2 separate regions of the Homo sapiens genome follow, and region 1 is linked to region 2. The links are chromatin loops, found by intact Hi-C in ENCODE. Cell type or tissue: PC-9. All regions are shown on one strand. Each heading gives the region's core, and the rest is flanking DNA. Links, peaks and the distances in the headings are about the cores only. Region 1 overlaps CDKAL1 (CDKAL1 threonylcarbamoyladenosine tRNA methylthiotransferase). Region 2 has its middle 230 kb from the start of LINC00581.

Region 1 (12,776 bases), core at 3,030-11,029, 57 kb before region 2:
TCACTGACTTTGAGTAGCTGTTTCTTTTGTTATCCTTCATGTGAGCACAGTTCCTCTGAACAATCACAAAGCATCTATGGTGTAAGATAGTGGCATTCACTACAGGTCTTCTTCTCTTAAATATTCTTGTGGGAAGTGATTTCCCCTGCCGTGTACTATATTATCTGAAAATGAAACAATCTGCCTAACGAGTCTCCCTGTTTCTACCCTGAATATAAACCAGATTGTGTCTCTCTCCTCCTCAAAACCATCTAGTGCTCCATATGACTCAGAGCATTCCGTATATAGCCAACAGAAGGGAAACCAGGGACTCAGATACTTATATCCCAATATTCATACCAGCATTATTCATAAATAACCCAAAGGTGGAAATAACCAAAGTATCTATCAACAGATGAATGGACAAACAAAATGTGGTATGTAGTAGAATGGAATTTTATTCAGCCATAGAAAGACATGAAGTTCTGACACATGCTACAGCATAGGCAAATCTGGAAACATGATGTGAAGCAAAATAAGCCACACCAGAAAGGGCAAATATTATATAATTCCACTTATGTGAAATATTGAGAATAGGCAAATTCATAGAGACAAACTAGGTTAAAGCTTACCAGGAGCTGGGCGTGGAGATGGGGAGTTCCTTAAGGGTTACAGAGTTTCTGCTTGGGGTGATAACATTTTGGAAATAGTAGTAATGGTTGCACAACATGGTAAATATAATTAATGCCACTAAATTGTGTACTTCAAAATTGTTCAAATGTTATTTTATATATATATATATACATACCATATAAAAATTTTTACAAAAATCATCTAAGGTTTCCCAGCATGTTCAGAATGAAAGCCAGAGACCCTACAACAGCCTCAAGGATCAAGGTCCCATGCCTTGACCTCTCTCCCCTCGAGAACACTGGCCTCCATGCTGCTCCTTGAACATGAACACACGAGGTCTGCTCCCTCAGGAGGGCCTTTCCAACTGCTGGTCCCTCTGCTTGGAATGCCCATCTCTTAGATGTCCCTGGTACATACTTCATTCAGGTCTCTGCTGAAGCACCAGCTTATCAGTGAGGTCACCCTGGGCAGTCGTCTATAAAACCCCAAGCCCTCACCATCCAACACAACCTAGTACTTCCTATTCTTACTCTACTCTATTTTCTCCATGGCACATTTTATCACCAGACATATTAAATATTTACATGTTTCTTTTGCCTCTAGTTACCAAAATTGAAGCCCCATGAATGCTGAGACTTTACTTCATTCACCTTTGTGTCCTTAATGACTAGGATAGGGCCTGGCAGGGAGCAAATGCTCAGTAAACGTCTGTTGGATGAATGAATGAATGAATGAATGAATGAATGAATGAATTTGTTCCGGAGATATATGTATACCCCTTACTGAAAAGGACTGCAAGACCAAAAAGCTGGTTATCCTAGATATGGGTTATCTTTTGCCATGATAAATGCCCTATGACAACCAACCACAGAACTGCAGTGGGGCTCAGCTGATCTCAGCCTGGCTCACTCACACATCTGCAGTGCACTGTAGGGTAGCTCAGCAGCTCTTCTAAGCTTGGTGGGGCTTCCTAAAATGTATGGAGGTTCAGCAGGCATTTGGTGGATCTAGATGGCCTCAACTGGGACTCCGTGGGTGAATCAGCCCTGCTCCGCATGCCTCATCCTTCAACTGGCTGACCTGAGCATGTTCCCGTGGTAAAGGCAAAGGAATAGCAAACAGACATGCACAAGTGCTTTTCAAGCCTCTGCATGCATGATGTTTGGTAGCATCCTGTTGGCCAAGTAAATCACATGGCCAAGACCAGGGACACACTACAGAGTTATGTGACAAGAAGATACAGATACAAGGAGGTATAAGGAATTGGGAATATTAATGTATTCAGTCTACCACACCCTATGAAATCTTGGTGTTTTTGCCTGTGATCTGCGCAACTTTCCTCCTCCTTTTCTACGTCCCCAGAAGACATCACATTCAGTTTCAACCTGAGATCTAATCCTTTCAGCTCTACAACTCAGTGTCTTGTTTTTAGGTAGTGAGTTGTAGAGCTGGAAGGGTTGGATCTGGTAAAAAGAATCTGAAATCTAAACGTTAATGGAAGCTAAGGGACCTTGTCATAGTCTTTTCTATGAGGAAATGTCAAGTGCTCTAGATATCCGGTGCTTTTCTCTGAGGTACAATTGTACCCAGCAACTCAACAGTATCACCCTGGGGACCTGTGGTAGGCAGAATAATGCCCCCCACTTCACCCCCCAAAGGTGATCGTGTCCTAATCCCTAGAACCTGTGAATATGTTAGATTACATGACAGAGAGAATTAGGGTTGCATATGGAATTAAATTTGCTCATCAGCTGCCCTTAACATAAGGAGGGTATACTTGATTATCCAGATGGGCCCAGTGTAATCACAATGGTCCTTAAAAGCAAAAGAGAAAGGCAGGAGAATCAGAGGTCAGAGTGATAGGAATGCTGACTTCGAAGATGGAAGCAGGCTGTGAGCCTAGGGATGCAAGCTAGAAAAGGCAAGGCAATGGATTCTCCCCTACAGCCCTAGAAGGAGTCCACATCACACTTGATTTCAGTCCATTGAGACCCATCTGACTTCTGAGTTCCAGAACTAAAAAATGGTAAATTTGTATTGTTTTAAGCCATGCAGTTTATGGTAATTTGTTACCGCAGCAATTGGAAACTAATTGGGAACTTATCAGACTGATTTTATCCCATAGAATCCATGTAAAAAATGAGAAGGTGTATATTGGCAGGCTGGGCATAGTGGCTCACTCCTGTATTCCCAGCATTTTGGGAGGCCAAAGTGGGAGGATCACTTGAGCCAAGGAGTTCAAGGCTGCAAGTGAGCTATAATTGCACCACTAAACTATAGCCTGGACCACAGAGAAAGATCCGGTCTCCAGAAAAAAAATAATAATAAGTGTGTATTAGCAACCAAGTGGCTGTTCATGTCCCATCTATTTTCCACATTGACCAATCATTTTAAGAAAGGTGTGGTGGATGGGTGGGGAACACCTAAGGCATTGACAGGCGGTAAAGGAAACGTGCTAATGGAGAAGAGGGAGGTTAGCGACTGGGGCCCATCTAAGAAAAGAAAGAGATTCTTAGGGGACTGCTTGGAGAGTTAATGTTTGCAGGAAGCCCACCCACAGGTCTTGAACCCCCATCCTGGACCACTTTTTCTTCCTTTGACCAACCCTTCCCCAACCCTCATCTCCAGCCCAAATCTTGCTAGAGCTTCTAACTTACATCACATCAGCTGTGATGAGGACTTGGTGTGGCCACTTATCTGCAATCATTTCTCTAGTCTGGGTGCCATACCTAGGAGTGGCATTGCTGGGTTGGCCAGAGTGTACAGCTCCCACCTTACCAGGTAATGCCCTCCTGTCTCCCACAGTGGCTATGTTAATTTCTGCCATTACCAGCAGCAGTGTCATAGTGTTCTGGATCCTCCACATTCTCACCCATACTTGATATTGCTCATTTTTTTTACTTTTTCCAACCTGGTATATGTAAGCTGGTATTTTTGTATTTTTAACTTGTATTTCTCTAATTACAAATGAGGTTGAGCATTTTTTTTAAAATATATTTATTGGTTTTATATATATATACACACATATATATATATTCAGATTTTCTCTTCAGCAAAGAGTCTGTATAAAAAGTCTTTTGCCCATTTTCTTCTATTGGACGATACTTTTTCATTGATGTTTAGGATTTCTTTTTCTTTTTTTTTTTTTTTTTGAGTCAGGGTCTTGCACTGTTGCCCAGGCTGGAGTGCAGTGATGTGATCATTAGCTCACTGCAGCCTTGAAATCCTGGCCTTAGGTGATCCTCCCACCTCAGCCTCCCAAGTAGCTGGGACTATAGGCATGCACCACCATACCCAGCTAAGTTTTATTTTTTATTTTTTATTTTTATTTATTTATTTTTATTTATTTATTTTTTAAGATGGAGTATCACTCTGTCCCCCAGGCTGGAGTGCAATAACACGATCTCGGCTCACTGCAACCTCTGCCTCCCAGGTTCAAGCAATTCTCCTGCCTCAGCCTCCCAAGTAGCTGGGATTACAGGCGTGCACTAGCACGCCTGGCTAATTTTTATATTTTTAGTAGAGACAGGGTTTTGCCATGTTGGCCACACTGGTCTCGAACTCCTGACCTCAAGTGATCCACCCGCCTCGGCCTCCCAAAGTGCTGGGATTACAGGCGTGAGCCACCACATCTGGCTATTTTTGCAGAGACGGGAACTCGCTGTGTTGCCCAGGTTGGTCTCAAACTCCTCGCCTCCAGCAGTTCTCCTACTTTGGCCTCCCAAAGTACTGGGACCACAGGCAAGAGGCACTGTGCCCAGCTGGGATTTCTTTATGTAGTCTAGAGTCAATTATATGTGAAGCAAGTGTCTCTTCCCAGTTTGCAGCTTGTTAACCTCTCTGGTTAGAAGTTTTGTTCTTTTGTTTAGAACTTTGTATATTTTTGTGATTTGTTTAAGAAGTATGTCCTCCCTACCTTGTGGTTAGAAAGGTTTTCCTCCCATATTGTCCTAAAGTTTTTCTAGTTTTTCCTTAGCCAGGTAAATATTTAATATATCTGAAATTGATTTGTAAACATGGTAGGTAGGGGTTAAATTTCATTGTTTTATCTGTGTATAAGCAACTGTTCCAGAAAACTTTATTGAAAGTCTGTCTTTCCTATTGGTCTTCAATGCCTCTGTTATGAATCAGATTTCTAAGTATGTGTGAATTGGTATCCAGCCCTCTACTTGGCAACTTTTTGTATTAGTTATCTGTTGCTGTGTAACAAATTACTTCAAAACTTAGAAACTTAAAACAACAAACATTTATTACCTCACAGTTTCTGTGGGTCAGAAATCTAGGTGCAGCTTCTCTGGGTGCCCGTGGCACAGTACTGCTCCTTCGGCTGCAGTCAGGCTGGCAGCCGGGGATGTGGCCTTAGCTGAAGGCCCAACTGGGGAGGATCTGCTTCTAAGCTCACTTTTATGGTGATGGCAGGATTCAGTTTCTCATGGGTTGTTGCTTTAAGGTCTTAGTCCTTGGCTGGCTATTGGTCAGAGGCCTCCTTCCATTCCTTCTCCTGTGGACTTCTGCATAGTGCAGCTCACAGCATGGCAGCTGGCTTCCCTCAGAGCAAGCAAGCAAGCAGAGAGAGAGAGAGATGGAAGCTACAGTACTTTGTAACCTAATTTTGGAAGTGGCATCCATCATTTATGTTGAGCATTAGAAGCAAGTGAGTACATTCAGACCATAGCCAAGGGGAAGAGATTACATATGGGTGTGAATACCAGGAGGCGAGGCTCACTGGGGATCATCTTCAGGGCTGCCTACCATACTTTTATAGTAACATAAGTAATTAAGTTTTTTAATATTAATCTAATTTTAAGTGCCTTTCCATAGGATCATTATTTTTTACTTTTAAAAACTATATTCAAAATAGAAAGGGAGAATGGGCATGTCTTGGAACAGATTTTTGGAAGAAAGCATAATAGAACTTTGGGAGTGATAGGAAAATATGTAGAGATGTGATCTTTCTTCAGATGGTTGGGTTCAGTTTAGTGTAATTATAGTAAGTACAGTCATCTCTTGGTATCTGTGGGGGATTGGTTCCAGGACCCCCGATGGGTACCAAAATTCATGGATGTTCAAATTCCTTATATAAAATGACATAGTTTTACATATAAACTACCCACATTTTCCCATGTATTATCTCTAGATGACTTTTGATATCTAATACAATGCCTACACATCTCTTCAGATTCATGGATTCAACATAGTATTCAGTGTGTGACAAATTCAAGTTTTGCTTTTTGGAATTTTGTGGAATTTTTCCCCCCTGAGTGTTTTCTATTTGTGGTCAGTTGAACTTGTGGGTGTGGAACCCACAAATATGGAGGACCAATTGTATAAACCATGTAATTTTTCCTAACTAGTTTATCTGCATTTTCCAAGCTGCAAAACTATCATGGTGATATGTAGGAAACATTTTACATATTAGCTTCTCATTTATGAGATTCTTTGAGATAGAGAAAAGCACCTGCCGTCTCCTTTATTCGTTTTATGCAGTTTATAGAGCTCAGTGATGCTGAAACCGTATTTCCAGTGTCACTGAAAATGATACTAAGAACAGGATGAGAGGGTTGTATTGTAATAACAGCTAACATCACACATGTCTTCTTTTTCATTTAAAATACAAACCAAACATCTGCCAACACACTTTCATGGTTACCTAGTTGGAATGAAACCCTTAGGAACAATTATTTTGAGTTGAACTGATGACTTAAAGATGAAGTTTAATACACCCAATTGTTATGTTTGTGAACATCCTGGCTCAGTGCTTCCTGTGTGCGCTGCATGGAATGAGAATGGTTTCGGGTGTGAGAGACTATTGAAAAGATTTCTTCATCAGTAAAGCATCTTGACCCAATTCACCTTTTATTTCTTCAACTTTGCCACACCTGTGGGGCAGCTTTCATTCATACTGATGCTTATCTCCAGCCACTAATGAGGAATAGATGAGTTCAGGTTTCTACTACTATCATGAATGTTGGGATTACAGGCTTCATGGTTCTAAGTGTGCCTCTTGGTTCCTTTTTTATGTTAAAGCTCGTGCGTGCGTGCGTGTGTGTGTGTGTGTGTTTGCGAGCACATGTGCACTTGTCCATATATCTTAGGCTGATATTTAGTTAGCAGAAGAGACTTAAATGACAAGTTCTAGAATAATTTCCAAATTTCCAAACTTTGACCCAGTAAATAACTAACTTGTGTTTTCCTTATGTGCAGTTACTAAGAGAACCTTTTCTACGTACCTCTCTTTGGAGAAAAAAATTTAAACAATGAGGAAGCAGTAAAGATAAATGTATCTCCAGCTAAGGTGCCAGATCTCTGATAGCATACCTTCTTGGCAGGGCTTACTTTGTGGAATTGGAGAAGTTATGTATAAACAAATGCCAGCGCACCACTGTTGGCAAAGATTTCTATACTGTGTTATTAATTCTAGATCTGGTTCTTCTGTCCTACACCCTCCCCTTATTTTGGTAAATGTAACAAGCCAAAAATTAGGAAACTATTATAAGCTCATTTGAGTGAATATTTGTTACTAAGCCAAAGATTAAGACAGCTAAAAATGAAGGTATTCAGATAGAAGCCCACAGCTGGAGTGTCGAGAATGCATTACAAAGCCTGAGGGGCCACCTTTGCTCATTCCTTCTTATGAAGGTCTGATGCAGCAGTTCCTGTTAGGGATGCTTACCTTAGGAGGTGCTTCCTGAAGTTTATACTGGAGAGATTAAAATATAATTGTGGGCCAGGCACGGTGGCTCATACCTGTAATCCCAGCACTTTGGGAGGCCGAGGTGGGTGGATCACCTGAGGCCAGGAGTTCAAGACCAGCCCAGACAACATGGTGAAACCCCATTTCTACTAAAAATACAAAAATTAGCTGGGCGTGGTGGCACATGCCTGTAATCCCAGCTACTCGGGAGGCTGAAGCAGGAGAGTCACTTGAACCCGGGAGGCGGAGGTTGCAGTGAGCCAAGATCACACCACTGCACTCCAATCTAGGTGACAGAGCGAGACTCTATCTCAAAAAATAAAAATAAAATGTAATTGTGATAGAGATAGCTTATAATTTTGTATTCAATACCAGAATTTTTTTCATGGAGGGGAAACAAGGTCTTTCTCTGTCACCCAGGCTGGAGTGCAGTGGTGCCATCACAGCTCACTGCAGCCTCCACCTCCTGGGCTCAAGTGATCCTCCTACCTTAGCCTCCCGAGTAGCTGGGACTACAAGCACATGCCACAATACCCAGCTAATTTTGTATTTTTTGTAGAGAGGGGGTTTCGCCATGTTGCCCAGGTTAGTGTAGAAGTCCTGGGCTCCAGCAGTCCACCCACCTTGGCCTCCCAAAATGCTGGGATTACAGGTGTGAGCCACCATGCCCAGCCAATTTCAAGATTCTTTTCTATAGTATACTGTACTGCATAATGTATGTTTTAAGATTGTTTCCTTGCATTGGTCACATATTTGGTTTCAGTAGGTTTTCTGCAGAGCCCATATGTTCAGGCATGGTGGGGGGAAAAAAGCCTGTTCTAAACTCTAATTTATCCTGAGATCTGAGCTATCAAACAATTTTTTCTTCATCCCTGTTAGATTGCACTTCAAGCTCTTAACAGTGCCTCTGAGCCATGAGAAAAATTTACACATGAGAAATGTTTTGAAGCCATTAAAGTAAGTTCAGAGCTTAAGAGTTGCTTTCACATCTCTTGAGTCAGATGAAATGCGGGCTTACAGAGAGTAATAATTAGGTGATGGGCAGATGCCAAGCTTTGTTTTTTGATACGATTATCTCTGTCTTTCATTTGGCACCGTTCAAGTCTGCAGGTTGGGCATTCTGAAAGAGAGGGATCACTGAGACCACACAGGGGCACATCAGATCTGTTCCTTTGGTGGACGTCAAGGCAGAATTACTCAGAATATAATCTGAAATGCATTTGATCATACAGTAGATAGTTTAATAATTTATGTTCAGACTTATTAGCAAAGCCTTGTGTTTACTCTGCTGTCACCAAAATAAGATAAAAACCCACCCGTGATATTAAGATTAGACAGTTCGCATGTGTATGTATGTGTGTGTTCAAGTTTAAAATTTTTGTTCATGATTGTAATGACCTGATAGCAATTACACATTTGGGGTGAAAGGGGTAAGGGAAAAATGTCGCATGAATAATGTCTGATGTAGAATTTCTCATTCCCAGAATTGAAACAGAAAGGCTGACAGTATTGCGCTCTAATTGCGTGACTGTGTGACCGAGGTCTTATAATGGAAATGTTCTTCCAAAAGAAATGGAAAGGAGCGATTAATTCCAACTTCAATTTGTTGATCCTGTTACATTCCAGTGTACCTATAATGCTGATGGACTATGCATACAACATTGTTTTAACTGACTTCAAGATAAAATACTGGCATTTTTGGTTTGGAGATAATTGGGTACAGCTACTTATATGATATTAAAGAGCTCCCAATTTGGGGAATGTCTAGAAGAATAAAGGAGAAAGATAGCTTGGCACCCTTAATCCCCTGTATGTCCTGGTATCTGGTAATAACATGAAGCCCAGGGACAGGGTTGTCTTGTCAATTCAAGGAAGGGAGCTGGCATGTGGAATGTGATTGCAGGGCCCTGGTAACACCTGCAGGTGTCAGGGACAGAAGAACTCATTTGGAAGCTGCACCGCAAGATGGGAAGACAGGTGGCAACTCTCTTACAGGGATATCTTTTATTTGAGCAGAACCAGACCAACTGTTCCTCATTAAAACACATTTTGCAACGTGTTCTCATGTGAGCGCATCAAGTGTGTGTGCATGTGTGTGTTCAGAGCATACTCAGCGATGTGCCATCTACAGGTCACAATTACAAATTCGCAACGTGGCTCAGAACTGCAAGACAGGTAGCGTGAAATGTCTCTGCATAACATGCGGCTGACTTTTCTGGAATGGCCTCTGTAGGGAAACTCAAAATAACACCATTACCTCTGTGAGGTGCAGGGGCAAGTAAAATGGATAAAATCTATTTGGTGGGACTGTTGATCTTGATAGTCATTGTAATAACTATGCAGTGCCCTTGCTCTTTCTCATTTGTATGGAATTATCAATGTATCTCAGAAGTGTTGCTGTGGGGCTGTACTTAGTATGAGTAAAGCCAGGCCACTCATCTGCTTCACCATTTATACTATCAGAAATTTGGGCAAGTGACTTAAAGAGAGGGTTAACTCCTATTAGCTACTTCACTGAGTAGTCTGAAGGATTAGAGAGCACTTAGCGTCCTGCTGGGCACATGGTGAATGTTCTCTAAATACTCCTTCTACTTAGTATTTTCACATAGAGCCTATCCTCTGCCTTTCTCGCTGAATCCTTGTGCTTCTGGTTCTCCAGCCAGGTACCATATTACAACTTATCAATATTTTGTATGAGAAGGAAGAGGACTTGGAAGAAAGGCCTCTAAACAACATGACTTCCTTCCATTGGAAGCCCAAGCCCATCCAGCCCCCAAGAAGAGAATACTTGTAACTAGGTGAAGAAATGACTAAAGGAGGCAAAGGAATAAGTAGAAATGCAAATACCAGTTCAGAAAACATTAACTGATCATCTCTTGGGTGCCCTTTCCCTCGGAGTCTTGTCTCTTGGGGCCAAAAGACCTGTGAGGAGGACACATCTGAAGGCCCTGGAGGCCTGTTTCCTCCCCATTTTCTTAGGAAGCAGCTAGCTCAGCAAGTCTGTTAGCTCAGCAGAAGGAAAAGGCCTTAGCAGAGGCTCGGCCGTGGAGGTTTGCTGTCCTCTTCCCCCAGGAAACTTCACGGTCAGCCAGCCACACAGTCTCCTAGAGGCGCCCTATCCCTCTTTCCTTGTAAACGTGTAGAGCATCACACTTCTGTCAGAGTGTGTTCTCTTGGGCAGCTAGTTTAGCTCTGCCTGAACTGAGTACGCTTTCTGGTGGGATGCAAGCTTGGGGGCTCACATATGTCAGGAGTGGCAGGCACAGTCATGTCCCCCACCCAAAGATGTCCATATCCTAATCACCTGAACCTCCAACGATGTTACCTTACATGGCAAAAGGAACTCTGCAGATGTGATTAAGATAAGGATCTTGGAATGAGAGGATTATTCTGGGTTATCTAAGTGGGTTCAATGTAAATCACAAAGGTCCTGATAAAAATAACCCTATGATCACCTGAGGTCAAGAGTTTGAGACCAGCCTGACCAATATGGTGAAACCCCATCTCTACTAAAAATGCCAAAATTAGCCAGGCGTGGTGACACGCGCTACTCGGGAGGCTCAAACAGGAGAATTGCCTGAACCCAGGAGGTGGAGGTTGGAGTAAGCCGAGATTGCGCCACTGTACTCCAGCCTGGGTGACAGAGTGAGACTCTGTCTCAAAATAATAATAAACAATAACAATAATAATAATAGTAACCCTATGCTACTGGCTTTGAAAATGGAAAAAAAAGGGTCACAGGCCAAGAGATGTAGGCAAATTGTAGAACCTGGAAAGGGCAAGGAATCAGATTCTTCCCTGGAGCCTCCAGAAGAATGCCTCCCAGCCAACACCTTGACATAGAACTTCTGACCTCCAGAATTGAAAGAGAATAAATGCATATTGCTTCATGCCCTAGGTTTGTGGTGTTTTGTTAAAGTAGCAATAGAGAACTCACATAACATGCTGTTTCTCTGCTGGTAAGGTTTTTCCCTAGTAACCCTATTTCATATTTATACTATGTAGTATTGGTGATGTATGACTCCTTGTCCCATTTACTTGTCAGTCTAATAAGAAATGTAAGAATAGGTAAATGGCAGTTCATATGGAAGGGATATTTGCTCCTATATAAAATGTGAATATATGGTAGTAAGTAACAGGTAGCAATGGCAGTATGCATTCAGCTAACACTGGCCCCTCCTAGGTACCAGGTCCTGGGCATCTATTGGAGAGAAAGGCCACCCCTGCTCAGAAGGAGCACGCTTAGGGTGATGCAGGAGCCAGGATCCAGCAGGGTGCTCACCACTGTTGACACGCGCCATGAGGAGGGCCAGCTGACAAGACGAGCAGGCCCACACGGGGTGGGCAGTGGTTGAGAGAGGTTTTCCTAAAGCAAGTCCTGTCTTAGTTGAGGCCTGAGCAAGCAGTAAGTAGAGGAGGCAGGGGCGGGTGATGGTTTTAGTTCGGAGCTTTCCAGGAGGTGCACTCCACCGGCTTTACCATCTCAGAGCCCGGGGAGTAAGAGGTGCTGACTTCACAATGGACGTAGCTTCTTCCTCATGGGTTAGTGAGGAGGTGCAAGGCAGGACGCTGTCATCTCAGTGTTGGTAGTAAGTGCTGTGGGAGGCTCTGGCCTTCTCTGTTTTTCAAGCTACACTCCTGTGACGTCACCGTCACAGCAGCCCTTATTGTGAACCTTCTGTATTCCAGGCACTCTGCCCGGCTGTGGGCACATTACTTCTATTCCTTCTGATAACTTCCTAAGGTAGATGGCTTTCCTTCTTCACAGAAAGGATAGCCAGGCTTAGAGAGTTTAAACTACCTGCCTAAGATCACATGGCTGTCTGAACCTGCGTTCAGTTTGGTCTGCCACAATTCAAAACCCATGCTCATTCATTATAGTGTGTGCCTCTTAATGGTATACATAAGGAACAAAAATAGCACGGGTCAATTCTATTTTAGAAGCAAATAAAATAATGACTTTGTAATTTACAAAAAGAATTTCTGAGGACGTTTGCGTTTTTCATTAGAACCACAGAATACCATGGAATAAGTTAATCTGAATTGACATTTAAATGTTCAGAACACTTAATCTATATATATCTAATTTAATCCTCATAAAAACCCTATGATGCACAAATACTAGCAGTATCTCCATTTTACAGGTGAGGAAATGGAGGCAAAAAGAGGATAAAATTTGCCTGAGAATCCTCAGATGGAGCTGGGATTAGAGCCCAGAGCTCGAGGACTTACTGCTCCTAGAACCGGTTCCATCTGTGCCTTGTGGCGTGAAACATGCTCAAGTTAAAAGCATCTCTTTCCTTTCCCCAACAATACGTGCACAACTGCTAAAGACGAAGGAAATAGAGATAGACTGTTGTTATCATCCCAACTGTCTGTATTTATCTTTAACTGATTGAAATCTGATCCCTAAAGTTTCTGAACATGAAAGTTTTTTTTTTTTTTTTTTGAAATTTTGGTATCCATACTT
Region 2 (12,776 bases), core at 2,874-10,873:
GGATTGGCCTCACTTCCTGTTCAAATCCCAGGCCTGTGGCCCCACTCTCACTGGCAGAACTGCCTAGTCGTCACTACAAAGAGAGAACTCTGCCCTAGACTCTCGTAGAGGAGTTTGGCTTTTGTGTTAACTCAATCTTCCTGGGCAGCTCGCAGTCCTAAAGCAGAAGTCAAGAGACAGCGACAAGGAATTCCATCTTTGCTTTCTGTTGCTTGGAGCTATGCTGATTTGGAAATATTTATTTTTTTTCTTTCCCATATCTGGTTTGCTTTCTCGTGTACGTGAGGAGTAGGAATAAATACACCACGAGCAGATATCTGAAATGATCACCTCCTTGAAAATATTTGAAAAGGGAGATTAATAAAGCATTCTGAATCTGCCCTTGGGCTGCTTGTCAAGTGAGAAAACACATTTTTTGGTAAAGGACTCCTCTCAGGTCGAATGTGAAGGCTGGAAGCTGATCTTTTCAGCAAACACAAAATGGAAATCTAGTATAGGAAACAGAAGCGGAGCCAGCGAAGCCCACTGGCCTTCATTTGCAGCGTGGCATCCTACAGTGACCAGCAGGAGGAGGTCAGCCTCGGCAGGGAAGGGCCATGAGTGGCTTTCTGTCTGGCTGCCTCAAGGGAACACCCCTGAGAGCTGTGGCTGTTGCACTTACATTCTCTGCTTTATTTGATGTAAACCCACCCTAAATGTCTGCCTCTTTGCAAAGCTCATTTACAGTTGTTTGTTTCTTTGTTGAGACAGGGTTTCACTCTATCGCCCAGGCTGGAGTACAGTGGTGTGAACATGGCTCACTGCAGCCTTGACCTCCTAGGCTCAGGTGATCCTCCTGCCTCAGTTTCCTGAGATTATTGGCATGCACCACCACACCCAGCTAGTTTTTCTATTTTTTGTAGAGACAGGGTCTTGCTGTGTTGCCCAGGCTGAGGCTGGTCTTGAACTCATGGACTCAAGCCATCCGCCTGCCTTGGCCTCCCAAGTGCTAGGATTATAGGTGTGAGCCACTGTGCTGGGCCTTTTTTTGTTTTTTAAACCAGAGAGATTAAAGCCCCTCAAAAAGCAGATGCAACCCTGAGAATAAATGTGCACTGATTTCAAGCCCAGAGTTCAGGAATAGCCAGGAGATAACGTGAGTTATATACGCACCAAGTAGCACAGGCCATGAAAGACAGCAGGGGTTGGAACTAACCAATTGGAAACGTAGCCAGGAGCAAGGTGCAAAAGCAAAAATGGTGTTCCCATCTTCTTGGCTTTCCAACGGGGCTGGAAGTCATAGTGTGCTCCATCTCAGACTAGAATTTATATCAGATAGACTCTAAGACAATGACATGCAGATTTTCGAATTTCCCACACTTTTCAAGATCAAATACTATCTTTTCCTATACCTTTCCAGGTTTTCCTCACCGTTTGCTCCGAATCAACGGCTCCTTCATTTTGTACACCCATGAACAGGACTCTGTCCCTCTTTTGAGGCACACGGAAATGACGAAGTTGAAATAAATTAAGACATTTTTGAAAGTTCAGACATAGCTAGTATGATTCAAAGCCAGTGATCCAAACCAGTGATTCTGACACCATGGCCAGTGTTTTCTCTCTTTTTTGGGGGAGGATACATAAGTATTTTAAGTACATAGAGTTTGAATTGCCAACACGACACCCATTTGGGGATTTGCAGTGGGAGGGGAACAGTGAGTCAAGAAGTAGAGAAAAGTCTAGGCTAGAAATGTTCATTCAGGAGTCATTTGGTTGAAAGTCGTGAGATTGATGAGAATGTTCAGGGAGAGAGTATCAAGGGAAGCACAGAAACCTGATGATAAACTTGAAGGAATTACCCAATTTGGGTGTCGAAGGATAAAATGTAAGCAAATAGAAGGGGTAGTCAGAGAGGTGGGAAGAGAACCAGAAAAGACTAGTGCCATAGAAACCAAGAGAGTTATAAGTAAGAGGCCGTAGTCAAGAGGATTTAATTGGAATTACTGGTTTGCAGGAGATCAGATCCAAAAAAGTTGTTTTTTCTTTTTTTTTTTTTTAAGTTAAATAGGCAATTGACCTTAGAGATCTTCAGTCTAGGCCTCTTTTCTGAGTTTCTGAGTACTATATTTGTATATCAATGTGCTTACTTGACATCCCAAAGGTACCTCAAATCATATATTCTTTCTTTCTCTCTCTCTTTTTTTTGGGCACCAAAGTGGTCAGCAAAGCAAATCATATATTCTAATGTCCTGAACTTACATCTTCCTCTCTTTACTCCACCCCCCAAATGTGGTGCTCCTCTATGGCTGCTATTTTAGTCAATGTTTCTAGCATCTATTCTGTTATCCAAGAGTAGCCCTTGGCCACACCTTCTTCCTTACCTACTGTATACAATTCAACATCTTCCTAGCTGCAAGGGAGGCTGGGAAACTGGCTGGCATTGGCTTGGACTGGGACTTGGCAAATGTTTTCTGTAAAGGGCCAAATAGTAAATACTGTAGGCTTTGCAGGCCATATGGTCTCTGTCACAACTACTAAAATATGCCCTTGCGGTGCAAAAGCAGCTATAGAAAATGAGTAAATGAATGGGCACATCTGTATGCCAATAAAACTTTGTTTATAATACCAAGAGCTGGGCTGGATTTGACCCAGGGGTAATTTGCCAACTCGTGCCAACAAAACATGGCCTGTTCTGAAGAGCTGGGAACATCATATTTCCAAACAAAGTCATGATTCTGTAAACTAAAAGCCAGAGGGTATTTAGTGGTGGGTATTCAGTGTCTGCTACCCTGGTCAGTAGGATTTACTTCTCTGGGATGGGAACTCCCTATAACAACTATCTATCAACTATTGGAGGTTTTTGTTGAATTATGGAAACTCTACTTTTGTGTGTGTGTGTGTGCGCGCGTGTGTGTTTATGTGTTTAAGACAGGGTCTAGCTCTGTCTAGGCTGGAGTGAAGTGACACGACCACGGCTCACCATAGCTTTGACCTCCTGGGCTCAAGCAATCCTTCCACCTCAGCCTCTTGAGTAGCTAGGACCACAGGCACACACAACCATGCCTGTCTAATTTTGGGGGTTTTTTAGTAGAGCTAGTAGAGACAAGGTCTTGCTATGTTGCCCAGGCTGGTCTTGAAGTCCTGAGCTCAAAGCAGTCATCCTGCCTCAGCCTCCTAAAGTGCTGGGATTACACGTGTGAGCCACTGTGCCTGGCCTAGTTTTTTTTGTATTTTTTGTTTTTGTTTTTGTTTTTTATTTTGTTTTGAGATAGAATCTCGCTCTATTACCCAGGCTGGAGTGCAGTGGCGTGATCTCAGCTCACTGCAACCTCTGCCTCCCAGGTTCAAGTGATTCTCCTGCCTCAGCCTCCCAAGTAGCTGGGATTACAGGTGCGCTCTGCCACACCCAGTTAATTTTTGTATTTTTAGTAGAGACGGGGTTTTACCATGTTAGCCAGGCTGGTCTCGAACTCCTGACCTCAGGTGATCCTCCGCCTCAGCCTCCCAGAGTGCTGGGATTACAGGCATGAGCCACCGCTCCCAGCCTACTTTTGGTTTTTGATAAAGGGTACGGTTGAATGTTTTTTTCTTCTTCTAGCTATTGCTGGTTAAAGACTTAGTCGTTCTGACCACTGACTTTGGAAAAGGGCCCCACTAATTCTACCAATCACTAAATTATCCAATTTCTAAACTGATGCTCTGGCTCTAGAAACTTGATGGAAGGAAAAGTAAGACTGAAATAGCTGGAGGGAGCTGTGAGGGCAGAGCACCTGCGCTGGTGTGTATGTTAATTTGTTTGGAAATATTTATCTATGCATACATAGATGGTACTCTTGATGAGTAACTATATTTGTGCTGCACTTACATGCTTTTTCTCCGCCGTTAATGCAATCAGTGCACATTATAGAGGCATGAATATGCAAATGTTGAATAAAGCTTGAATTTTTAAATTAAAAAAGCTAAATCAGGGGAATTATAAGCACCCAATTTAACATTTTAAATATGAAATGAAATGTTCTCCTTCATTCCCATTCATTGCCAACAAAAATTCGTGGATTTTGTTGATATTCAGCAAGGAACTTGATTATTTTATCCCGATCTGTTTTTGAAGGAGTTGGCTTGGGTTTTGGAGAGATCAAGACAAGTGGAGGATGGGGGAGAAGTGTAAGTCTTGAGGAAAATGTCTAAAGAACGACTTTTTTTCCTGTCCTGTTTGATGTCGTTGCCGCACGAAGCAGCTTATTGCGTGTGTACTTGCAAAGGGTATCAGCATATAAATACTCAGTTGGGAATTAAATTTCCGAAAAGAAGCATTTTCCCCACTCAATTTTCTCTTAATTCAGAAAAATTACTTTTAAATTGATGAAGCACAGCAGCTTATAACAGTTACATTTTTCTCCCCCAGGAATAAATATAGGCTTCTCCCTGCTCCCTTTTCAACCTGGTAAACAAACCCTCTCTCTTCAGGCTTGACTTTCCGAAGAGGAAAACGAGCCTCTGTACTGGTTTGGGATTAAAGAGTCTGCACTACAATCGGCTGATGATTTATTAAACATTTCCTCATGTGGAAATCAGTACCGTCCATAATTAAATTACGAAGACCTATGCCAGGCCCTTTGGAGTTTAGAATCTTCCATGGTCTAAGCAGCTGGGTGAACTTGGCCTAGTGGCTGGTCATGATATCAATAGTAATTGTACCTTATAATTATGAGGCACTTTATTCAAAGTACTTCTGCCTGTGTGTCCTGGTTTAGTTTGAAACCTACCTCTGGGCCTCAGGGGAAGAATGGATTAGGCCACCTCTAAGTCCCCTATGGAGCTACTGCTGTGAGTTCTTTTTTTTTTTTTTCTTTTTTTTTTTTTTTTTTTGGAGTATCGCTCTGTCACCCAGGGTGGAGTGCAGCAGCATGATCTCGGCTCACTGCAACCTCCGCCTCCCGGGTTCAAGCAATTCTCCTGCCTCAGCCTCCGAGTCGCTGGAGCTACAGGCACACGCTGCCAGGCCCAGCTAATTTTTTTGTGTGTTTTAGTAGAGACAGGGTTTCACCATGTTGCCCAGGCTGGTTGCGAACTCCTGAGCTCAGGCAATCCACTCGCCTTGGCCTCCCAAAGTGCTGGGATTGCAGGCATGAGCCACTGCGCTCAGCCTGCTGTGAGTTCTATAAGGTATTGAAGTGGAGAAAAAGGGAGAGGGCTAGGCTAACGATAATGACATCAGATTTAAGTTTAATTTATATACTGGTGTGAACAAGTAGGAAATCCTGTGTGCAGTGACAAAACCAACGCTTGATCCCTGCTTTCCAATAAGCATTAGTATTTATAAAGCTTTGCACTTTGGCTTCCTGGACTGGTCATTTTATAAAGGAAATTCCTCCTACAGTTTATCTTATCCTCAGTATTTTACACCAAGTATTACTCTCAAAGCTCAAAGCATGCAATCTGAAATTCTTTGGAGAACTTTTTCCATTGCTGTAGGAAGTCTGAAGTCCTTCCTGCTACAATGGAAGAAGAAAGAAGTGCTCAAGGAGTGACTGAATCACCTAAGTTAGCATTAAATTCATAGCTACAGAAAAACCATGTCTCTCTATTCTCTTGTCTTCTCTGAGATGGAGGGCTGGCAAATGTTATTTTGTAATATCCAGTTTCAACTAAATGTTGCTTTTATTTAAACACAAGTGAGAAAAAAACATATTTTTATTTATTTATTTGTTTTTGAGATGGATTCTCGCTCTGTCGCCCAGGCTGGAGTGCAGTGGTACAATCTCGGCTCACTGCAACCTCCATCTCCAGGGTCCAAGTGATTCTCCTGTCTCAGCCTCCCAAGTAGTTGGGATTACAGGTGCCCACCACCATGCCCAGCTAATTTTTGTATTTTTAGTAAAGACGAGGTTTCGCCATGTTGGTCAGGCTGGTCTAGAATTCCTGCCCTCAGGTGATCCGCCCGACTTGGACTCCCAAAGTGCTGGGATTACAGGAGTGAGCCACCACACCTGGCTAAAAAAATTTTTTAATGTTTTATTTTGAAATAATTTTAGATTGCAGAAAAGTTTCAAAAATAATACAGTTTGCTTATATCCTAGTTTCTACTGATATTAACCTCTTAACATTACCACAGAACATTTGCCAAATCTAAGAAATCAAAATTGACTAAAGTCCAGACTGTATTCAGATTTCATCAGTTTTAGGAGAATATTTTTAAGTCCTAAATATCTGAGTGTATGCAGAAGGTTCAGCTCGGCTGTTTCAAACTCTATGAAACTGAGCTTATGGGATCAATCATATTATTGAATCACAGAATGGTATATAAGGAAAGAATTTTAGAGCCCATATAGTTAGTGCTACTTTTAAAAGAAATCCTCAGTTTTGTAAAGGAGGTGAATAAGTCCTTTGAGGAACCTGAAATTATTCAGGGCCAACATAACTTTAGTATTCTCTGCCCAAACAACTCTGAATAGTGGTGGCTTCGGTCTTGGCTGCCCTTTTCTTGTTGAGAAAGAATCCTTGTATGCACAAACACATTCATCCAGCATTGAAATGAAAACATCTCTTACATTGTCACGCGCAGAAACATCCCAATACTCACAGTCCTTTTAACCTACAAAAGGAGGAATTCTGTGGCATCAGCCACTGCAGAACAGAAAGGTGGAGTTTGTGGAGAGGGCGCGATAAGGTCTACTTCCAACTTGAAACACGACAACGGTGAAATGAGTCATGCTAAAACTCTTTGGGTTTCCTGGGAGAGGCATTTCATTAGGGCTGTCTGTGTGGATATGGGTTAATCCCAGGTACTTGTAAGGTGGTGTGATTCTGCATATCAACACAGCAAGGAGCACAGGAGACACTCTGTCAACATGCATAACCATTAGTCCATCTACAGCTGATGCCTCTGAGTCATCTTATTGAGAATCAGGGCAACCCGAATAAATTTCTCCCTAGCAGTACAGATGGATACCAGGAAACCAAGCAGATGCATTGTAGCTAATCAGGCAGAGGCACAGCAGGGTAACAAGAAGCTAAGATTCACATGCCTTCATGAACCTTAATTAAAGAGCTCAGTGCCTCCTTTTGTTTTATCTGTTGCCAGTGTTTTGTCTCCTATTGTGACAGGTTTTTTTTTGTTTGTTTGTTTTTTGTTTTTTTCAAGTAACCATCAATTTGCTGTGATAATCTAATGAGGAGACAGAACAGTCCTATCTATGTATGTGAAAGAGTAGGGATGGTTATGGCTGCCCAAGAGTTAAAGAGCCGCTGCTCCTGCAGCTGCAAACCAACCTCACAAGAGCCAACTAGAAGGGAGGCAGGAGAGAGGGTGGGAGGAATCCAGGATACCGCAGGACTCATCTCACATTGTCTTCTGCAATCACCAATAAAAACCCAAAACCAAATGTCTTTAAGGGAGAGAGAGCTAAATTATTGAGCAAGCTCTTAACAGCAGGCAAGTAGAAAAGGCATCTGCAGATCTGTGCTTCACACCCCAGTAATAAATACAGTGTTGAGAGAAGAAATCTGTCCAAGCAAACTCACAGGGATGGGGACAGACTCTGCTATCAGTCTCCTCTGACGCGCAAAGATTTGAGGCAAAGGTTGTTGGCTGGGCCCGATGCCCTTCCATGTGAGCTGGGAGGGGTGACCGGGGTGAGAAGATACCAAAGCCCATAAATAACTAGATTTCCTGTAGTTGAGGGATTAACCCCACAGCAGTTCAAGAGAAGCCAAGGAAAAACTGGTCCCTGCGGAGTATTACAAACATATCTCTGGGCAGAATTTCAGTTTTGCAAGATGGAAAGAGTTTTATGGACGGAGGGTGGTGATGGTTGTACAACCATGTGAACACATGTAATGCCACTTAACTGTACGCTTGAAAATTGGTGAAGATGGTCAATTTTATGTTAACGTGTATTTTACCACAATTTAAAAAAAGTATCTAGTATCTCCACGCGGTGTCTGCATTAAAGGGGTAAATGTGCCGCTCCTCAGAGCAAGTTCCTTGAGGGCAGGAATAACTATTTATTTGCCTTGCTCTCTCTAGTTCTGGGAATAGTCGTTGGCACATGGTACTCTGCTCAATAAAAGAGCATAGTTATCTGCTCTGTTTCTTGGGCTTAGTTTTGTGGATGCTTCTAAATGACACAATCTCACATGTGTGGCTGGAAGGCAATGGAAAGAGGCATTGCATCCTAACAATTTGCATGTCAAGGTAGTTGGGTAGTCTTGGAAAGAACATTGAATTATAAAGCAGAAGCCCTGAGTTCTATTTGTAGTCCATGTTTTAAATTCAAAGTTCATTGGCCAAGACATTTAAATTCAAAAGTTCATCGGCCAACTCTCTGGCCCAGTTTCTCAGGACAATCCTGTTTGATGGTGTACTCATGGGCTAGACAAGCTGCTATAGGCTATGTTGCCCCTTTACATCTTCATCATACTTAAATCTAGATAAATTCATATTTTTAGATGACAGCCTCATGCCCCTCCCTCTGTCATCCCCCCAAAGCAATGAACTCCAATTGTAGAGATTAAAGAGACCAGAGGTGTCAAGAAATGAAGATACCTAGTTTGGGCAGTGGGCCTAGGTGTGAGATCAGCCCTGTTTTAAAATCCAATAATTCACTGCCCCAACTGTGGCTGTTCAGAAGAGCTGTGCTCACTCACACATCACTAAGAGTGTGCAATCACAGTGGTCGAGGCTCAGTGACCTTATTCACTCATCCTGCAGGGCCTGCTTGACTTGCAACTCTCTGCTCCTTTCCCCCGGCTCTCGGGCCATCTGGCTTCATATTTTGGATCGTGATATTGATCTCAGGTCCGCCATGTTTTGGTGACCCATTGGACTCTTCCCTGCATGCTTCTCTGTAGAACACAATAGATCCAAAATGGTGATAAAAATGAGTCTTGACATGTGTGAGTTGATGCCTGGTGTTTAGTCAATTACAATTAGTAAGTTATTAAGTCAGGCCAGAAATAGAAGCATAGATTGGTTTTATTGTAATCTCAAATCTCACAAAAGACCAGCAGACAAACTATGAGGATTTCTGCAGCCCTCATTTGGAGAAGCCCACCATACATTTTCTTCTAAAAGTGATGGGATATCACTTTTGAGATTTTGCAGAGTGTGACTTCTGATGAAAAGAGACTTTGGAAGATGCCATTCCATGGCTCCCTTCTCTTCATTTGCTAGTAGGTTTTTCTTTAAAGTATACATCTTTCAAAAGGACAAAATGCTTTTTTATCATTAGCTTAGTTCCTTGTGAACCAGGGTATGGGACTCATAAAAGAAATGACATCATATATGAATGAAGATTGACTCCATTTTAAATCAAACTGGTTGAAGGCACCTTGATTTCCTTGAAAGTAAATCTTGAAACATATCCTTCTCCGTTCTTGACTTTTTGACCTATATTGCAGATCTGGAATCCCGAGTGGAAAGCATGAGTGTAGATCAGTCATTTTGACTGGAGATATCAGTTGGCTGGCCTGGAGACCCCTTAGGTTCTGGAAACCTTCGGCCTACAGCTCATGTGTTAATTTAGGTTTGTCATGCAAATATTCCTGTACTCCCAAACTACGTCAGATTTGCCAAAGTGCACTTTGGGCATCTGAGTGCAGGGTTGTTATACCCTGTACACACTATTGTGTATGTATCTCTAAAGGGCTGATGGTTTGCTTAATGATTCTCAGTAGAACACCTTGGAGAATTACACCCCTATATATTCTCATCAATCCTCCACTGGTATTGATAATGTTGGTTGGGATTTGTGTTCATCATCTACTAGTGACTCAGCATTTGAGGCTAAATGAGAGTATGCTGAATTTGCTCCAAGGACATAATAGAAAAGTGCTGGAGTTTAAGGAGCTGGTGTATAGCCCTTGCATTTTTTATTTCTTATCCTTATGATTCAGCCAAAGACAAAAATTGAAATTTCACTGGTTGGGTGCTGACCATCAGCCTGGAAGCTGGGGAAAACTGCACAGAAGGCAGAGGTCACCGCTCATTTCTGAGAATATAAATGTAAATGGCAGAGAAGGAAGTTAATAAGTGAGTGACAGAAACAAGTGAACACATCCACAATCAACGATCTTCCCATTGTATGGCTTAAAGATCACCTTTAAATGAGCAGACTGATTTAGGGGGCATTTTATCTGCTTCTAGGGTACTCCTGCTACAGTTTTCCATTTGAAACCCATGCCTATTTGAATCAATTTTTTTTTCTAATTCATCAGATGAAGTCGGTTAGTTTAGTCAGATTTTAGCCACACATACTCCAAGCTAGTGAATGATTTTACTGTTCACTCTTTTAGGCCTCGGGATGGAGTTCACAGAATTTTAGAAAACCCAGATGTATGGAGTGAGGAACAAGCTGATGATGTGTGTCCCATGACTCCTCCCTCTCCACCCCACCCGCATCTCCCACATGTACTCTGCCCTTCAGAAGTGTGTGGTGTGACAAGGAATATTAATGTGACCACTGAAATGGAATGAATAGAATCTGGGTGGGGCACAGGCCTCTGGCCCCTCTGGCCCTTCCCACTGCCTGTCTCTACCCCACTTTCATGCTTATCTAACCCCTCCCAACCAGTCACAACCCAGCCTCTTGGGAAATCAAGACCTTGGAAGCTTATTATGTGACCGTGTCCTCAGGCTTCTGGTCCTTTAGCTCTTCTCTTTCCTGATTGATTGGAAGTCCTTTCTCCACTTATCACCAGAGCTTTGTCACTGCTCCCTCCCCCTTTTACAGATAGCTCTGGGATGCATCAGAACCCAACTGTCCTTGTCAGCCTTCCTTTGAACCTTTGTAAGGACAGCGCAGTGCAGAGTTGTTTTAAGAATTTCCTATATGCACCGCAGAAGGGGTTTGGAAAACCCAGGATGGGGCTGATTAGGGGGATGGGCGTGGTACTTGCCTTCCCCTTACATACGTGGCCTGTGATATTTGTGATGTTGAGATTGCCTTAGGTGATTGTGTGAGAACTTCTCCTTGTAATAACTGTGTTCCGTTTCTCTTCCCAGAGCTCATCTCGTGAGCAAAATTCCCATTTCTAAACATCTCCTTTATAAATATCCTGAACTCAATGGTCTCTTAAGAGTTTCTGGGTATTTAGCAGAATCTCAAGGGGCCAGACCGTGGGTTAACTATTAGAACTACTTAAGTAGTTAGGGTTCTGAAATGGAATGAACTGGATGCCTCAGGAGGCAGTGAGTCTCCCCATGGCAGGAGAAGTTAAAGCAGAAACTGGTGAGGATGCTGTGGAGGAGACAGAAGTGTCAACTAGGTACAGGTGGCACAGGTGGCAAGCAGCCTCTGAGATGGCACCCAATGACCCCACTTCCTAGTATGCATGCCCTTATGGAATCCTTTCCTCTTAAGTGTGAGTTGCATCTAATGACCTTCTCTAAGTGAATAGACAGTGATGGGATATGACGTCTGAGCCTAGTTTGCATACGAGTGTAACTTCTGTTTTGCTCTCATTCTCTCTCTTGTCCTTTCCTTTGCTTACTTGATGAAGCTGTCAGAAGTGTTCAAACCAGAGTGACTCCATTTTGAGTGAGGGCTAGGAAAAATGAGGCTGGGACTTGCTGGGCTGCATTCCCAGAAAGTCAGGCATTCAGAGCCTCTAGATGTTTACAGTTAAGGGAACAGATTGATAATGTTTACTAAACAGACCCAGACTTGGGAGTGTCCTAATATCCTGATATCTTGAGAACGAAGGCATTCTAATTTTGCTTTAAAGATAATAATATTAATTCTTACAAAATGAGTAATTAAGAAAATTAATCCTTTGTCACAAACTCTTGTAGCAGAGCATATCTCCCCATAATCTTTTTTTATCCTATATACACGAACATTGTACCTAGGGTGGATGCATTCCTCCTCTTACTTTTGGGAACACCCTACTCTGTCTATGGAGTAGCTGTTCTTTCTCTACTTTACTTTTTTTTTTTTTCTTTTTTTTGAGATGGAGTCTTGCTCTGTTGCCCAGGCTGGAGTGCAGTGGCAGGATCTCAGCTCACTGCAACCTCTGTCTCATGGGTTCAAGAGATTCTCCAGCCTCAGCCTCCCAAGTAGCTGAGATTACAGGTGCCTGCCACCACACCCAGCTAATTTTTTTTTTTTTTTTTTTTTTTTTTAGTAGAGGCAGGGTTTCACCATGTTGGCCAGGCTGGTTTTAAATTCCTGATCTCAAGTGATCTGGCCACCTCATCCTCCCAAAGTGCCAGGATTACAGGTGTGGGCCACCATGCCCAGCCACTACTTTCTTTTTTTTTTTTTTTTGAGACGGTGTCTCGCTCCGTCGCCCAGGCTGGAATGCAGTGGTGTGATCTCGGCTCACTGCAAGCTCTGCCCCCCTGGGTTCACGCCATTCTCCTGCCTCAGCCTCCCGAGTAGCTGGGACTACAGGCACCCGCCACCATGCCCAGCTAATTTTTTGTATTTTTAGTAGAGATGGGATTTCACCGTGTTAGCCAGGATGGTCTCGCTCTCCTGACCTCATGATCCATCCACCTTGGCCTCCCAAAGTGCTGGGATTACAGGTGTGAGCCACCATGCCCGGCCCTACTTTACTTTCTCAATAAACGTGCTTTTGCTTTGCACTGCGGACTTGCCCTGAATTCTTTCTTGTGCAAGATCCAAGAACCCTCTCTTGGGGTCTAGATCAGGACCCCTTTTCTGTAACAAAGCCAGCCACCATATTACAAGCTGCCATTTGGAGAGGCTCTCATGAGAAGGAACAAAGGGAGGTCTCTGGCCATCAATTTGTGAGGAACTGAGACCCTCAATCTAACAGCCCAGGAGGATCTA

What was found. Hi-C counts contacts between places; a loop is a spot of excess contacts. Peaks named below come from ENCODE experiments on the same cell type or tissue, not always from the same donor. Only the 100,000 strongest peaks of a DNase experiment are listed, where the experiment ranks them.
Region 1: it touches region 2 in a loop (5-fold over the local background); 4 of 110 quality-filtered maps call a loop at or near these places.

Annotation. Positions count from the first base shown.
Region 1 is chr6:21,213,548-21,226,323 of GRCh38, forward strand. The region is part of intron 15 of CDKAL1 (CDKAL1 threonylcarbamoyladenosine tRNA methylthiotransferase); the gene reads left to right. Among named protein-coding and RNA genes, the nearest start is that of LINC00581, 290 kb to the right of the region's middle. RefSeq lists an enhancer at 9,594-10,111. In PC-9, for the core only: no CTCF peak of the experiment used is centred there; DNase peaks (open chromatin) are centred at 6,464 and 6,914; H3K4me3 peaks cover 1,080 bases; H3K27ac peaks cover 3,199 bases.
Region 2 is chr6:21,271,047-21,283,822 of GRCh38, forward strand. No RefSeq gene overlaps it. Among named protein-coding and RNA genes, the nearest start is that of LINC00581, 230 kb to the right of the region's middle. RefSeq lists enhancers at 4,537-5,041, 5,042-5,546. In PC-9, for the core only: no CTCF peak of the experiment used is centred there; a DNase peak (open chromatin) is centred at 6,725.